Regions from separate parts of the Homo sapiens genome. Here region 2 is linked to region 1. The links are chromatin loops, found by intact Hi-C in ENCODE. Cell type or tissue: heart left ventricle. All regions are shown on one strand. Links, peaks and the distances in the headings refer to the core of each region. The heading gives the core; the rest is flanking DNA.

Region 1 (7,443 bases), core at 1,596-6,595:
TATAATTTGAAATAAGATAATGTGATTCCTCCAGTTTTGTTTGTTTTTTGCTCAGGGTAGCTTTGGATATTCTGAGTCTTTTGTAGTTGTATATACATTTTAGGATTCATTTTTAAATTTCTATTTCTGTGAAGAATGTCATTGGTTTTTGCAGACTTGTGGAGGCACCACATTGGTGGTCTTGGATCAGACCTGGAGGAATTGTCTGGATTAGCAGGCAGAGACTGACTTCTTCCCTTACTTTCCCACAAATGAAGTCTCTCTCTCTTTGTGCTAGGCTGCCTGGAGTTGGGAGAGGAGCAATACAACACCCCTGTAGCCACCACCACTGGGACAGCACTGGGTCAGACCTGAAGCCGGCACAGCGCTGTGACTGCCCAAGACCCCCACTGTAACAACAACCCAGCTGCCACCTATTTCACTCAAGGCCCCAGGGCTCTCCAATTAGCAGGTAGTGAAGCCAGCCAGGCTTCTGTCCTTCCCTTCAGTGCAGTAAGCTCCCCTGGTCCCTAGATGCATTCAAAGGTGCTGTCTGAGAGCCAGGGCTCTCAGTCATAAACCTTATAAATCTACCTGGTGTTCTGTTCTACCATCGCTGAGCTGGCACTGAATCCACCCGGCAAATCCCTTCCCACTCTCCCCTCCCCTCTCCCCAGGCAGGGTAGTCTGTTCCCACCTACGACGTCATCACAGTCTCATGCGGATTACTGCCAGCTCACCACTGATGTTCACTTAATGCCTCAGGGCTCTCAGTCAGCTTGTGGTGAATGCTGTCTGGCCTGGAACTCACTCTTCAGGACAGTGGGCTCCCCTCTGGCCCAGGCTAAGTCCAGAGATGCCATCTAAGAGCCAAGGCCTGAATCAGGGACTCCAACAGTCCACTGGGTGCTCTTCTCCACTGTAGCTGAGCTGGTGTCTAAGCTCCAGAAAAATCCTCTTTACTCTGCCTTCGGCTTTTCTCAAGCAGAGGGAGTCTCTCCTCACAGACACCACAGCTGGGAATGTGCGGGGTCACACCTGATGCCAGCACATCTCTGAGTCTCACTCGAGGCCCATGGCATGTACTACCTGGTTACCACTGCTGATTATTCAAGGCCCAAGGGCTCTTTAGTCAGATAGTGAAGAATCCTGCCATTACTGAGTCCTTCCCTTCAAGGAAGCAGGTTCCCTTGTAGCCCAGAGTTTGTCTAGAGATGTTATCCCAAAGCTGAGACCTGAAAGGGGGGTCTCATGACTCTGACCAGTGCCCCCTCCTACTGTAAGCTAGTATCCAAGATGCAAGACAAAGTCCTCTCCTCTCTCCTCTCCTCAAGCGGAAGAAAGAGGTCTCTGTCAGAGCTGCGAGCTGCACTGTCTAGGGTTGGAGGAGGGGTGGGCAAGCACTCCATAGCTGCCCTAGCTGCTGTTTCTCTAGGTCACATGCCCCCAAATACACTGGCTCCAAGCGCGGCACAGCACTAGGACTTGCCTAAGAGTTGCAGTCCTTGTGGCTTAGACAGCCTTTCAGGTTTATTAAGGACCCCGAGTACTTTATCCTGCAGTAGCCAGGCTTTCCACAACTCAAGTTCCAACCACTGGGATAAACAATTCCCTTCTGGCTAGCACTAGTGTAAATGTTTCCTCTGTGGGTGGGCACTAGTGTAAATGTTCCCTCCGTGGGTGGGCACTAGTGTAAATGTTCCCTCCGTGGGTGGGCACTAGTGTAAATGTTTCCTCCGTGGGTGGAGGCATCAGATGAGTGCAACCTTGTTTTGCTTTCTGCTACAACAAGGCAGCACTGAGTTCAGTGCAAAGTCCCACAGCTGCTGTGCTCTCCCTCCGCCAAGCACGGACTCTCTCCTCACCACAGGTCCACTGCTGAGGCTATTCCTGTGGGGAGCACAGCTGGCAGAGATTTCTACTTAGCCATCAGGCTCCACTTCTGTGGCTGCATACATTCTGAATGACAGTCTTACCTACAGGCAAATGTAAAACAAACAAACAAACAAACAAAACCTCGCGCCACTGCCTGTCACGATCTTGATCTTCATATGAGGTGTTCCTTCATATTTTCCTAAGCGTCACCCACAAAGCCATTCTCACTGTCCAGTGGGCACTCTGAGAGCCTTTGCTAAAAATGCCTCCCTGGCTCACCCTGCCTACCAGCTCCAAGGCCCTTCCCTTTACAGCAGTCATGAGGCCAGACTGGAAGAAAGACCCCATGAAGCTCATGTTTCTGTGTCCAGTTGGTGCCATCTGTGAGCAACCCCCTGACTCAGCAAGATTTATTGCACTCTCATAGGTAACTCAAGGACCCCAAAGTGCTGTTGTGGTTGTATGAGTGCCCTAGGAAGCTCTTGAGTGAGGTGAGCATTGGGTGATGTCCAGCAATGCAATGTTTCTCAGACTGCCTGAGGAGAGCTTCTAACTCATCAGCCCAATCTCTAAACACAGGCAACACTCCTGGGGGAGGGGATAGGGGCACAGGGATCTGTGGCTATTCTGTATGTCAAGGTTTCTATAAAACAGATCTTCAGATAAAGGCAGCGGAAACACCAGCAAGAGCAAATGCACAATGTATGACTCAGGGTGAAGCTACACATTTTTCACAGTCTAGAGGCCCTAGACCTGTCAGCGGCCAATTATTTCAAAGGCCAGACATGTGCACCTTAAAGAGAGACTGGAACTTGCAGACGGCCTCTAGAAAGCCATAAAGATATTTACTGTACTATTATGTTCTGGTAGTATACTTGGAAGATAACTGCCAAAAATCACCAGAAAAATACTTTTCAATTTATGAGCAGATTATTACAAGAGCAATTTACCAAGACCTACCAATGAACAATGAAAACTATGAACTGTTATTCTAAAGCTAATAGAAAGATGTGGTTTTCATGTCCATTTCCATCATCTGCACAATGTAACCTTTAAAAATATTTCTTAAAGTGTTAAGTTTATGGGAGCAAAAAAATATTGAAAAATTATCAGAAAGTTCACAAAAACCTTACAAACTCACATGTCATCAGATTAAATGTTCTCAGAGAGCCTGCAGTTTTTCACACTCCCTGCAACCTCATGGTCATCGCTCCACAGCAAGATAAATGGGTGACAAGACAATCCTCTTCTAGTTTGGTTGGACAAATGTCAATATCAGCATAACTTTCAAGTCTTTCTATGTAAATCTGCAAAATAGAGCACTGGCCTTTGATTTAGCTTAGTTTGAGTGCTGTAATAAGAACTCTTAGGAATGACAGGTTTCTTCTGGTTTTGACCAGAAAGTAAGTGCCTTTTATTCTTATGTTCTACAGAGACTTTGCTTGATCAGGCAGAGCAAGAGGCCATATCACAATCATAGGTCAGATACTTCTGCTACCTACTGTGCCCATAGAAATGTACAGCCCAGTTTTAGTCACAAGAATGATGGTCATCTCAGCCAAGGGCATCATGAAAAGAGGCAGTGTTGTCACCTTCACACTCATAAAAGGCAGCACACACACAGGCCCAGTGTGGATTTAAAGTCATTCAGTAAATCCTCAAGTGCCTACCACATGTAATGTCTGACACCTAGCTGGTAGGCAGATGGGAACTTTACAAGTACGTCAAGCTTGAATATGTAAAACCCATGTGATAGTGAGCAAATGTTAATCTTTTCACAAAAACTTACCCTTCTATATAGGGCACTAGCTTAAAAAACTGCGGTCAAGAGAGCCCCCCAGTGGCTGCTGTGCAGAGCAGCATGGCAGGCGCAGGTCTCTGAGGTTGTAAAACATTCCCCATAGTCAGTTGTTGGCTTGATAAGGAATGCACGTGTATAAAGAATGGTCCTTCTTACAGCCCCTATTTTTCACATCTTCATGATCACATCATAAAAATTGTTCTGTCTTACATCATCTGCAACTTAGACAATTCTGTTGGTTTTAAGGTGGAAACAGCTGCCAGTCTATGTATCCCTGGGATTCCTCTAACCCTGCTAAGCAGGGTTACTCATGAATTACTTTACATCTATCAATCATCTGTCCTACAAAGAACTGGGCAAACCTTCTTGGAAGGCCAGAAGGTTTTGCAAAAGCTTTAGGAAAGGGTTATGGCTGAAGGCAGCCTGATCCTCTTACCTTGAGTTAATAGTAAAAAGCAAATAACAAGGGAATGTAGAGGAGTTTATCTAAATAGCTTGTTTTCTCATTGTTGTCCTAAGACTGACCTTTGATCATTCGCATGCAGGACTGCTCTCTCTGGGGAGGGCGGGAGAAAGGGAGCAGAATCTCTGTAAAATGTGATGTTCAATAACCATTTGTTTTTGAAAACATTTTTGAGGTTGGTAGCTTAGATCTGGCAATGTTCTCCCATCTAATAACCATCAGACAAGAAATAAACTTGCTTAGAATAAACTTTTTTCCTTTTGTTTTGATTTAAAGAGTTCAAGTAGCTCATGGATATACTCTTCTGCAGAGCACCCTCTGAGGTAACAACACCTCGCAGCTCACCTTTAATCTTTACTCAGCTGTTCACTTTGCCCAGAGAGTGGGAGAAAATCTTCACAATCTATATATCTGACAAAGGACTAATATCCAGAATCTACTACGAACTCAAACAAATCAATCTCATCAAAGAAAAAAAACAAACAATCCCATCAAAAAGTGGGCTAAGGACATGAATAGACAATTCTCAAAAAAGATATACAAATGGCCAACAAACATATGAAAAAATGCTCAACATCACTAATGATAAGAGAAATCCAAATCAAAACCACCTTACTCCTGCAAGAATGGCCATAATCAAAAAATCAAAAAATAGTTGATGCTGGCATGGCTGCAGTGAACAGGGAAAACTTCTACACTGCCGGTGGGAATGTAAACTAGTACAACCACAATGGAAAACAGTGTGGAGATTCTTTAAAGAACTAAAAGTAGAACTACCATTGGATCCAGCAATCCCACTACTGGGTATCTACCCAGAGGAAAAGAAGTCATTATATGAAAAAGATACTTGCACATGCATGGTTATAGCAGCACAATTTGCGATTGCAAAAACGTGGAACCAACCCAAATACCCATCAATCAACAACTGGATAAAGAAACTGTGGTATGTATCTGATGATATACTACTTAGCCATAAAAAGGAATGAATTAATGGCATTTGCAGCGACCTGAATGAGATTGGAGACTATTATTCTAAGTGAAGTAACTCAGGAGTGGAAAAACCAAACATCGTAGTTCTCACTCATAAGTGGGAGCTAAGCTATGAGAATGCAAAGGCATAAGAATAACACAATGGGCTTTGGGGACTTGGCGGGGAATGGCGGAGGGCAGCGGGGCAAGGGATAAAAGACTACAAATGGGGTGCAGTGTATACTGCTCAGGTGATGGGTGCACCAAAATCTCACAAATCGCCACTAAAGAACTTACTCATGTAACCAAACACCATCTGTTCCCCAATAACCTACGGAAATAAAAAACAATCAGCAAAAAGCAAGAAAATTCGTTAATGCGCATGGAAACCTAAGATAATTAACATTAAATTTAAATATGTTGAATCAATAAGAGAATTCGGCAAGAAGCAATGTTAAGGGATAAAAACCAAAAGCTTTTCTCTAACACCTGCAGCACCGGGCTCGACCCGCCTTAGAACCCTCACGCCTGGGGGCGCCAGGACAGGGCTCACAGGTCAATGGGTCGGGTAGGCTGTAAAGAGACAAGGTGGAGGTTCCAGGTTGAAAATGTATAAAATTGTAAAGTAAATTCAAAGTTATATCATTTCAATGCTAAATACTTCAGTAGTGATCCCTTTTTTTAAAAAAAAAATTTCTACAAAATTCTTAATTTTTTTTCACAGTTCACAAAAGTAATGGTACTTTTTTTCAATATTTGCAATTCCCAATCCATATTCAGCTTCCCAATTGTCTCCGAAAGTCTTACGGAAAAAAAAAATGTTGGTTCAACCGGGAACCAATGGAGGGCTACTCTTTGTATTTGTCAGTAGCGTTTAAGTTTTAACCTTTAACTTCTCCCTGTTCTTGGAGAGCCTGAGCGGGAGACTTCATAAAAACTCCATCCCCGCCAATTCTGAATCGCCGAAACGTGAGGAGTCACGTCGAAGGCGGACGCAAGAGCTTATGGGAAATGTAGTCCTGAATGAGTCTGGTTCGCCGCGCAGCACTCTGGGATGGGGCTCCTGGGCTCCTTCTGCGCCTGTGCAGCCAGAGCCCCGCCTCCTCATTTGGGTTCTCGAGACTCCCGGGAAGCGGTTTGGGAAGCTCGGGGGTCGGCTCGGAAAGTAGAGGGGGCGCAGCTGGGGCGGGAGGACAGCGTTTGTGCCCGGAAGCGGGAGAGGAAGCGGGAAGTTTGTGGGATCCCCGCCCCCTGTGTCAGTGGATGCGACCGGGCGGGCCCTCGGCCTTCCCGGCCGCTGGAGAGGGACTTCGGCCGCTGGCTCCCGGGGCGGCTGAGGCTGAGCGTTGGTCCGGAGCAGGTGCCGGGTGCGGGCCGCGGTGTGCGGGACCGGAGCCCGGCGCGAGCGGCGGCGGGGGTGGGGAAAGCGCATTTGTAACGCGGGCGACAACGTGCCCGAAATCCCCGGACGGTGGGTCTGCATCGAGACCCCGAGCTCTGGAGCTGGAAAAACCCGGGTAAGTTCCATCTCTGTCAACTGGAAGCCGAGGCGAATGTAGGGACGTGGATGAGAGTCAGGTTTCTCATCTGAAAGTGAGGGTATTAATAATGACTGCTTCATGGCGTTGGTTTAAAACTTTAAGTCACCACCTGTAAAGCAAACAGCCGACTGTAGGCTACTAAGCCATGAGCGGACTGCTGCTGTTATATTTAGAAGACACTTTGTTCCATTCGTTGGGTGCCTATGTATACCTCACAACCACATCTGCATTAAATATAACTGAGGCTCAGGTCACAAGCTAGCAGTGAGGGAGCTGGGGTTCAAAGGCAGGTGTGATTTATTTCCCGTTTCAGGCGCTAATATCACACCTGCCTAAAACCAGCATTGCAGCCTTCACAGCACTTAGCAGAATGTCATGTCCCCAAATACTCAGGGAGTGGATGTAGATGGAATCTTACCATGTGTCAAATGTAGTCTGGATTTCTGGTGTGTCTTCAGATCTCTTGGGTCAGACAGGTTCCTGGCCCCTTCTGCATTGTCAGGGTGTCTCTCTTTTAAGTCTGATGTAAAGAATTCTAAGAGTCAGATTTTTGCCACTAACATGGTTTCTCAGGTCAGGTCGCAGGCTCCTTGAACAGAGCAGCCCTTGCGAGGTGGGAAGCAGGGGTCTCTGTGAACAGTTTTACCTGGAAGAGAACACCTCTCAGACCTAGGCCTCCCTCCCGAGCTTCAGAGCAGAGGCAGAAGAGCCCACAGAGGAGCAGATCCTAGATGTGTATGGTCAGAAGCAGTTCTTGATCCTCCTTCCCAGAATGAGCCAGACTTGGTGAAGCCTCCAGAAGCCACCACACAATG
Region 2 (7,443 bases), core at 909-5,908, 370 kb before region 1:
TTTTTATTTTGATTAAATCTAATTTATGAGTATTTTCTTTTGTTATCTGTGCTTTTCTGTCATACTTCAAAATACACTTAAAACTCAAAGGTCATAAAGGTTTACCTTGTGTTTTCTTCTAAGAGTTACATATTTTTAGTCCTTACATTTAAGTCTTTTATTAATTTATAATTAATTTTTGTATATACTGCAAGGTAGGGTTCTAACTTCTCTCTTGTGCACTGACATCCAGCTGTTGAAGAGACTGTTCTTTCCTCCCTTGACTAGACTTGGCCACCTTGTTGAACAGTCATTGACCATATATGTGAGGACTAATTTGTAGGATCTCAAATCTATTCTATTCTATTGGTCTAAAAGTCTATTGGTCTTATGCCAGTACCACACTCTCTTGATTACTGTAGATTTGTAATAGGTTGTGAAACTGAAAAATGTGAGTTTTCCAATATTCTTTTTCAAGACTGTTTTTGTCTGTCAGATCCTTTGAATTTTTGTATGAATTTTAGAATGAGTTTCTTTGTTTCTGCAAAGATGCCTTTGGGATTTTGATGGTATTGCATTGAATCTGTAGATTACTTTAGATGGTATTGTCATCTTAACAATATTGTCTTACAACCCGTGAACACAGAATGTCTTTCCAGTTATTTCCACTCTCTTTAGTTTTTTTCAGCAAAGTTTTGTGTATACCACCATGATTAGATTTATGCCTGAATAACTTATTCTTTGATGCTATTATAAATGGAATTTTTTAAATGTTTTCATAGTTCTTTACAACTATATAGAAATATAGCTCATTTGCATATGTTTGTTTTGCATCCTGCCTCTTTTATTAGTTATAATCGGTTTTGTGTTTTGTTTGGAGCTTTATACACATAAGATCATGTGTAGATATAATTTTACTTCTATTTTTTATTTCTAATTTAGATGCCTTTTATTTCTTTGTCTCGCCTGATTGCTCTGGGTAGAACTGCCAATGCTATGTTGAATACAAGTGGCAAATGCACCATCCTTGTCTTGTTCTAGGTGTTAGGAAAACAGCTTTCAGTGTTTCATCATTGATCATGATATTAACTGTTGGGTTTTTATACATCCCATTGTCAGGTTGCAGAAGTTCCCTTCTATGCCTAGTTTATTGAGTATTTTTATTATAGAAGGGTATTGTATTTCATCAATGTTTTTTCTTCATCAATTGAAATAATCATGTGCGTATTCATTTTACTGTTACAGTACATTATACTGATTGATTTTTTTATATGTTGAGCCACCCTTGCATTTTGGGGATAAATCTCACAGGGTGATAGTTTACAATCCTTTGATTATACAGTATTGCTGCTAGTATTTTGGTAGTATTGCTAGTATTTTGCAGAGATTTTTGCTTATATATTCATAAGGGATATTGTGCTGTAGTTCTCTTTTTTGTGCTCTCCTTGGCTTTGGTATAAGGATAATGCTATTATCAAAAAATGAATTAGCAAGTATTCCTTCTTCACATATTTTGTCAGAAGACTTTGAGAAGAAATGGTATTAATTCTTCTTTAAATGTTAGGTTGACTCACCAGTTAATGCAGCTATTTGGTCATAAATGTTTCTTTGTTAATCGCTTTCGATTACTAATTCAATCTCTTAGGTTATAGGTCTATTCAGATTTTCTCTTTCTTCTTGAACCACTTTAGTAGTTTGTGTCTTTCTAGCAATTCGTCCATTTCATCCAGGGCACCTAATTTGTTGTTAGACAGTTGTTCACAGTATACTCCTGTAATCCTTTTGTATTTCTGTAAAGTTGGTAGTAATGGCTCTGCTTTCATTTATTATTTTAATAATTAGTCTTCCATCTTTTGCTCAGTCAATATAGTGAAAGGCTTGATCTTTCAAATAATCTATGTTTATTTATTCTACTGCTCTCCAACATTCTATTTTATTGATTTATGCTCTAATTATGCTCTTTATTATTTCTTTCCTTCTGCTAGCTTTGGATTTAGTCTTTTTTTGTTTTCTTCCATTGCCTTTAGGTATAGAATGAGGATATTGATTTGAGATTTCTTCTTAAATGTAGTTGTTTATATCCATACATTTTCCCTTGAACTCTACTTTCACTGCATTCAATAAGTTTTGGTATGTTTTGTTTTTATTTTGTCTCAAGATATTTTATAATTTTGCTTGTGATTTATTTTTTCACTCACTGGTAGTTTAAGACTGTATTGTTTAATTTTCACATTTTTGTGAATTTTCCAGTTTTCACTTATTTATCTGTTGTTTCTTCCATTGTGGTTGTAAATTATATTTTGTATGATTTCAAACTTTTAAAAATGATTAGGACATATTTTGTGGACGAAGATATGGCCTATCCTAGAGAAAGTTCCATATACACTTGAAAAGAATGTATGTTCTGCTGTTGTTGGATGGACTGTTCTGTATATGTATATTAGCTCTCAATGGTTTATACTGTTGTTTAAGTCTTGTATTTCTCATAAAGCTTCTGTCTGGTTTTTCTATCCATTAATTAAAATGAGGTATTGAAGTGTCCAACTGTTACTATAGAACTGTGGGTTTATCCTTTCGATCCTGTTAATTATTTCAGCTTTACTGAGGTGTAATAGAGAAAATTGTACATGTGATGCGTTTATATGCACATTCTGAAATGATTACCAAAATGAAGTCAATTAACATGTTAATTACCTCACAGAATAGTTACCTTTTTGTGTGCATGCCTGGGATAAGAAAACTTAACTCTATCCCCTGTGACTGCAGAGTGGCCATTCCAGCTGCTCCAGGCTCCAGCAGAGGAAGACCGGGTCAGGTGGCACCAGCAGGAGGGCCCTCAGGTCTGGCGCGCACGCATTCCAGAGGCCACCCAGACCATGCTCCGCCGCCTGGGCGCCCAAGCTGCAGTCGCCCTCTGTGTGCAGGCAGCAGCTGCCTGGCAACCTCCGAGCCCGCTCGCGCTCCCAGCATCGCAGAACCAGGGCCAGGTGTCCCAGTGGCTGCAGCCAAGCCAGGCATTCTGCCCAGCGGCGGCTGCACAGGAGCAGAACCGAGAACCCGCCGCTCAACCCCACACGGGGTGACTGCCGAGTGCCCATGCCAGCGGCCCCAATCCCCCTCAGGTGGAGGAGTGGGCGGGAGGCACGACCTGGGGGCCCTCAGGCTGGGCGCGCTGGCGATCCCGAGGCCGACCAGGCCATGCACCTCCAGCCCGCCTGGGCACCCAAGCTGCAGCCGCCTTCTGTGTGCAGGCAGCAGCCTCCAGGCAACTCTCGAGCCCGCCCGCACTCCCCACATCTCAGAACCAGGGCCAGATGTCCCTGTGGCTGCGGCCAAGCCAGGCGGTCTGTCCTGCAGCAGCTGCACAGGGGCGGGAACCGGCCCTCAGCCCCATCCCCGGTGGTTGCAGAGGGCCCCTGGCTAGAGGTCTCGAGCTCTGGCAGAGGAGGAGCCGGGTGGGGGCAGGGTCTGGCGGGCTCTCAGGCCAGGGGCACTCGCGATCCAGAGGCCGCCCAGGCCATGCTCCACCACCTGGGCGCCCAGCTACAGGCGCCAGGCAACTCCCAAGCTGGCTGGCGCGCCCAGCCTCGCAGAACCGGGGCTAGATGTCGCTGTGGCTGCGGCCAAGCCAGGCGGTCTGCCCGCGGCGGCTGCACCGGGGCAGGAACCGACCCTCAGCCCCATCCCCGGTGGCTGCGGAGAGCCCCTGCCAGCGGCCCCATCTCTCTTCGGAGGAGGAGAGGAGCGGGAGTCACGGCCAGGCGGGCCCTCAGGCGGGAAGGGATGCGCGCCTGCGATTCCGGGATGTCCTGCGCGAGCCCAGGAGAACCCGCAAGCCAGCGGCGCCTGCGCCCGAGCTGCAGCCGCCCTCTGCCGTCCACGCGAGCTCGAGAGCGGCTCCCGGAGTCCGGGCTAGCGCCGAGCTGCAGGCGCGCGCCTAACCGCTTTGCTGGGCTCACGCGGTCTGAGAGGTCGGAGCGCCCAACTGCTGGCACGCGAGTAACGGCTTAGTTAAGCTCACTCGGTCTGAGAGGTCGGAGGCTGCGAGTGTCGCTGCTGAAGGCTGTGGTGGACCGGGCTGGATCGCGGATTCTGAGCTACATCGCGGGGTTGGGGGTGGATCTTGGGTTTGGGGGTGGATTGCTGGTTTGGTGGTGGATCTTGGATTTAGGGGTGGATAGCGGGGTGGGGAGGGGGATCGCGGATTTGGAACTTGGTCGGGGTGGAAAGGCCACGAGGAGCCGCGGCGGCTCAGTAGCGGGTGGTTGGCGTCTGAGAAGTCGCCACCATGAGGAAACTCTTCAGTTTCGGGAGACGCCTGGGCCAGGCGCTCCTGAGCTCCATGGACCAAGAGTACGCGGGTCGGGGGTACCACATCGGGGACTGGGAACTGCGGAAGATCCACAGGGTGGCCATCAAGGGCGACGCCGCGGAGGTGGAGCGCTGCCTGACTCGCAGGTTCCGGGACTTGGATGCCCGCGACAGAAAGGACAGGTAGCGGGGGCTCAGCCCGCGGTGGGAGGGGGCCCCCAGGCCCTGTTTGCCCGCAGCGCCTGAGGCGGGGGCCTTGGAGGTCGCCGGGCCCTGGAGCCGCGAAGCCAAATGGAGCCTCAGCTGCTTTCCATCCCTGGCAATTTCCCGCCTGTAGCGCTTGGTGGATAATTTGAGTGATTTAACTCACAAAGTTAAGTATATCCATGTTTACATGGAGCTATATACATGATAGGGAGGTGCCTAATGAGAACTCATTCCCATGTCAAAAATACCATGAGCCATTTTCAGTAGGCGAAGAGTTCTCAGATTAAACCCTGTGTGGGTTTTACATCCGAATCCACCTAGGTAGATAGGTTCTTTACTGGGGCTTCTTAGAGGGACACTTGGAAGTGGGAGGTGGGTTCCTTGAATGAGAAGACTCAGTTTTCTCAAAATGTGAGCTCTTAATATGTTTATCAGTTTTACATAAACCGAATGAAAAATCAAGGTTTTATCATTTTTGCATGACACTTGCTGTCTATCTTACCATTGTGATGACATTTAAAAATTTTTATAATGGAGTGAAAAAAGACTTGCTCTTCTAGATATCAAAATGTGCTATTAATTCTCACAATTATTTACTAACAGCTAAAAACACATATAAATAAATGGAACAGAATAGGAAATCCAAAAACACTGAAATATATGTAAGATATATACACAGGGATTAATAATGGTAACATTTCAGATGAGTAGGAAAGGATGAGTTATTAATAAAATGCCTGCTGTGTGAAGAAAACTAATGAAATTTTATGTCGCAAAAATGAGTTCCCGATGAAATTCCGACTGAAATTTTTACATATGCAAAATGAGAAAAGTACCAGAAGAAAACACAAAGACTTATTTATACAGATACATTTTACGTTAACAGAGGCCTTCCTAAGAATGACCTTACAAGCAGGCATTCTGAAGATTGATTTAGCAAACTAAAATTAAAATCCCCTGTGTATCAGAAAAAAATTAACAAAAGATAATTTCATGCGCGTCCGTGTGAAGAGACCACCAAACAGGCTTTGTGTGAGCAACATGGCTGTTTATTTCACCTGGGTGCAGGTGGGCTGAGTCCGAAAAGAGAGTCAGCCAAGGGAGATAAGGGTGGGGTCGTTTTATAGGATTTGGGAAGGTAAAGGAAAATTACAGTCAAAGGGGGTTTGTTTTCTGGTGGGTAGGAGTGGGGGTCGCAAGGTGCTCAGTGGGCAGGAGTGGGGGTCGCAAGGTGCTCAGTGGGGGTGCTTTTTGAGCCAGGATGAGCCAGGAAAAGGACTTTCACAAGGTAATGTCATCAGTTAAGGCAAGGACCAGCCATTTACACTTCTTTTGTGATAGAATGTCATCAGTTAAGGTGGGACAAAGCATATTCACTTCTTTTGTGATTCTTCAGTTACTTCAGGCCATCTGGGCATATACCTGCAAGTCACAGGGGATGCGACGGGTTAGCTTGGGCTCAGAGGCCTGACATTCCTGCCTTCTTATATTTATAAGAAAAATAAAACAAAATAGTGTTGAAGTGTTGGGGCGGCGAAAATTTTTTGGGGGGTGGTATGGAGAGAGAATGGGCGATGTTTCTCAGGGCTGCTTCAAGCGGGATTAGGGGCGGCGTGGGAACCTAGAGTGGGAGAGATTAAGCTGAAGGGGGAGGTCTTGTGGTAAGGGGTGATATTGTGGGGATGTTAGAAGAAACATTTGCCATATAGAATGATTGGTGATGGCCTGGATACGGTTTTGGATGAATTGAGAAACTAAATGGAATAACAGAAGGAGAAAAACAGGTATAAAAGGTCTAAGAATTGGGACTACTCAGGATATCTGATTAGAGAGTGCCTAAGGAGATTCAGCATAGTCCTGCCAGCAAAGATTATTTATTTACTTCAAGAGTTAACAGTGGCAGTTTGGGGATAGCACCAGGAGATATAAGCTGAGATGGCTTGGAAAAACAGTGTAAACCGGCAGTGTAAACAAGAGCAGGGCATGTATGAGTAGTTGAGAACAGTGAATAGGAGTATGACTAGACAGAAGATAGTAAGGATGACAAGTTTTTTTGGGGGCACAGTCTAAGTTGGTCTGGTGTCTGGAATGAGACTGGGGCCTAATAAAAAGGAGCGTCTATATAGGAGCTCAAATGGGCTGTACCCTGTAGCATTCCGAGGACAGGCCTGAATTCTGAGAAGGGAAAGTGGTAAAAGTATTGTCCAGTCCTTTTTAAGTTGGTGGCTGAGCTTGGTGAGGTGTGTTTTTAAAAAACCTTTAGTCCATTTTACTTTTCTTGAAGTTGGAGGACCATAAGGGATATAAAGGTTTCACTGAATACTAAGAGCCTGAAAAACTGCTTGCCTGATTTGACTAATAAAGGCTCGTCTGTTATCAGACTGTATTGAGGTGGGAAGGCTAAACTGAGGAATTATGTCTGACAGAACGGAAGAAATGACTGCGGTGGCCTTCTCAGACCCTGTAGGAAAGGCCTCTACTTATTTTGAGGGCCTCTAAAAGTATTAAAGCAGCGGTAGCCACTGCACGCAGACATGAGGGCTAGGCTAAAACAGTAAGGTCAAGTTGTTTGGACAGAAAGGCTACAGGGTGTGGTCCTGGCTCTTGTGTAAAAATTCTGACCTCGCTAACCATGCCTAGGAAGGAAAGGAGTTGTTGTTTTGTAGAAGATGCTTGGGTTTGAGAGATCAGTCGGACACGATTGGCAGGGAGAGCACGTGTGTTTTTATGAGAATTATGCCGAGGTAGGTAACAGTTGAGGAAGAAATTTGGGCTTGATTGAAGTAACGGGGGCTGTCTGTGAAGCTTTGCGGCAGTACAGCCTAGGTAATTTGCTGAGCTTGATGGGTGTCAGGGTCAGTCCAAGTGAAAGCGAAGAGAGGCTGGGATGAAGGGTGCAAAGGAATAGTAAAGAAAGCATGTTTGAGATCCAGAACAGAATAATGG

The links. Peaks named below come from ENCODE experiments on the same cell type or tissue, not always from the same donor. Only the 100,000 strongest peaks of a DNase experiment are listed, where the experiment ranks them.
Region 2: a loop joins it to region 1, with 6 times the contacts of the local background. A loop is called at or near these places in 26 of 110 quality-filtered maps.

What each region holds. Positions count from the first base shown.
Region 1 is chr9:96,853,249-96,860,691 of GRCh38, reverse strand. It overlaps ZNF782 (zinc finger protein 782), which reads left to right and starts at 6,178. Exons shown (of 6, transcript NM_001001662.3): 1 at 6,178-6,604. RefSeq lists an enhancer at 531-825 and silencers at 531-825, 6,406-6,475, 6,756-6,845. In heart left ventricle, for the core only: a CTCF peak has its summit at 3,704 (motif pointing left); DNase peaks (open chromatin) are centred at 3,701 and 6,171; H3K4me3 peaks cover 1,010 bases; H3K27ac peaks cover 484 bases.
Region 2 is chr9:97,218,060-97,225,502 of GRCh38, reverse strand. LOC107987025 reads left to right here. Exons shown (of 1, transcript XM_047424315.1): 1 at 1-3,990. The coding sequence starts at 3,076. The coding sequence ends at 3,990. It also overlaps the pseudogene ANKRD18CP. Among named protein-coding and RNA genes, the nearest start is that of SUGT1P4-STRA6LP-CCDC180, 17 kb to the left of the region's middle. RefSeq lists enhancers at 3,127-3,741, 3,742-4,356, 4,357-4,972, 5,336-6,273. In heart left ventricle, for the core only: a CTCF peak has its summit at 3,624; DNase peaks (open chromatin) are centred at 3,082 and 3,842; H3K4me3 peaks cover 1,107 bases; H3K27me3 peaks cover 3,994 bases.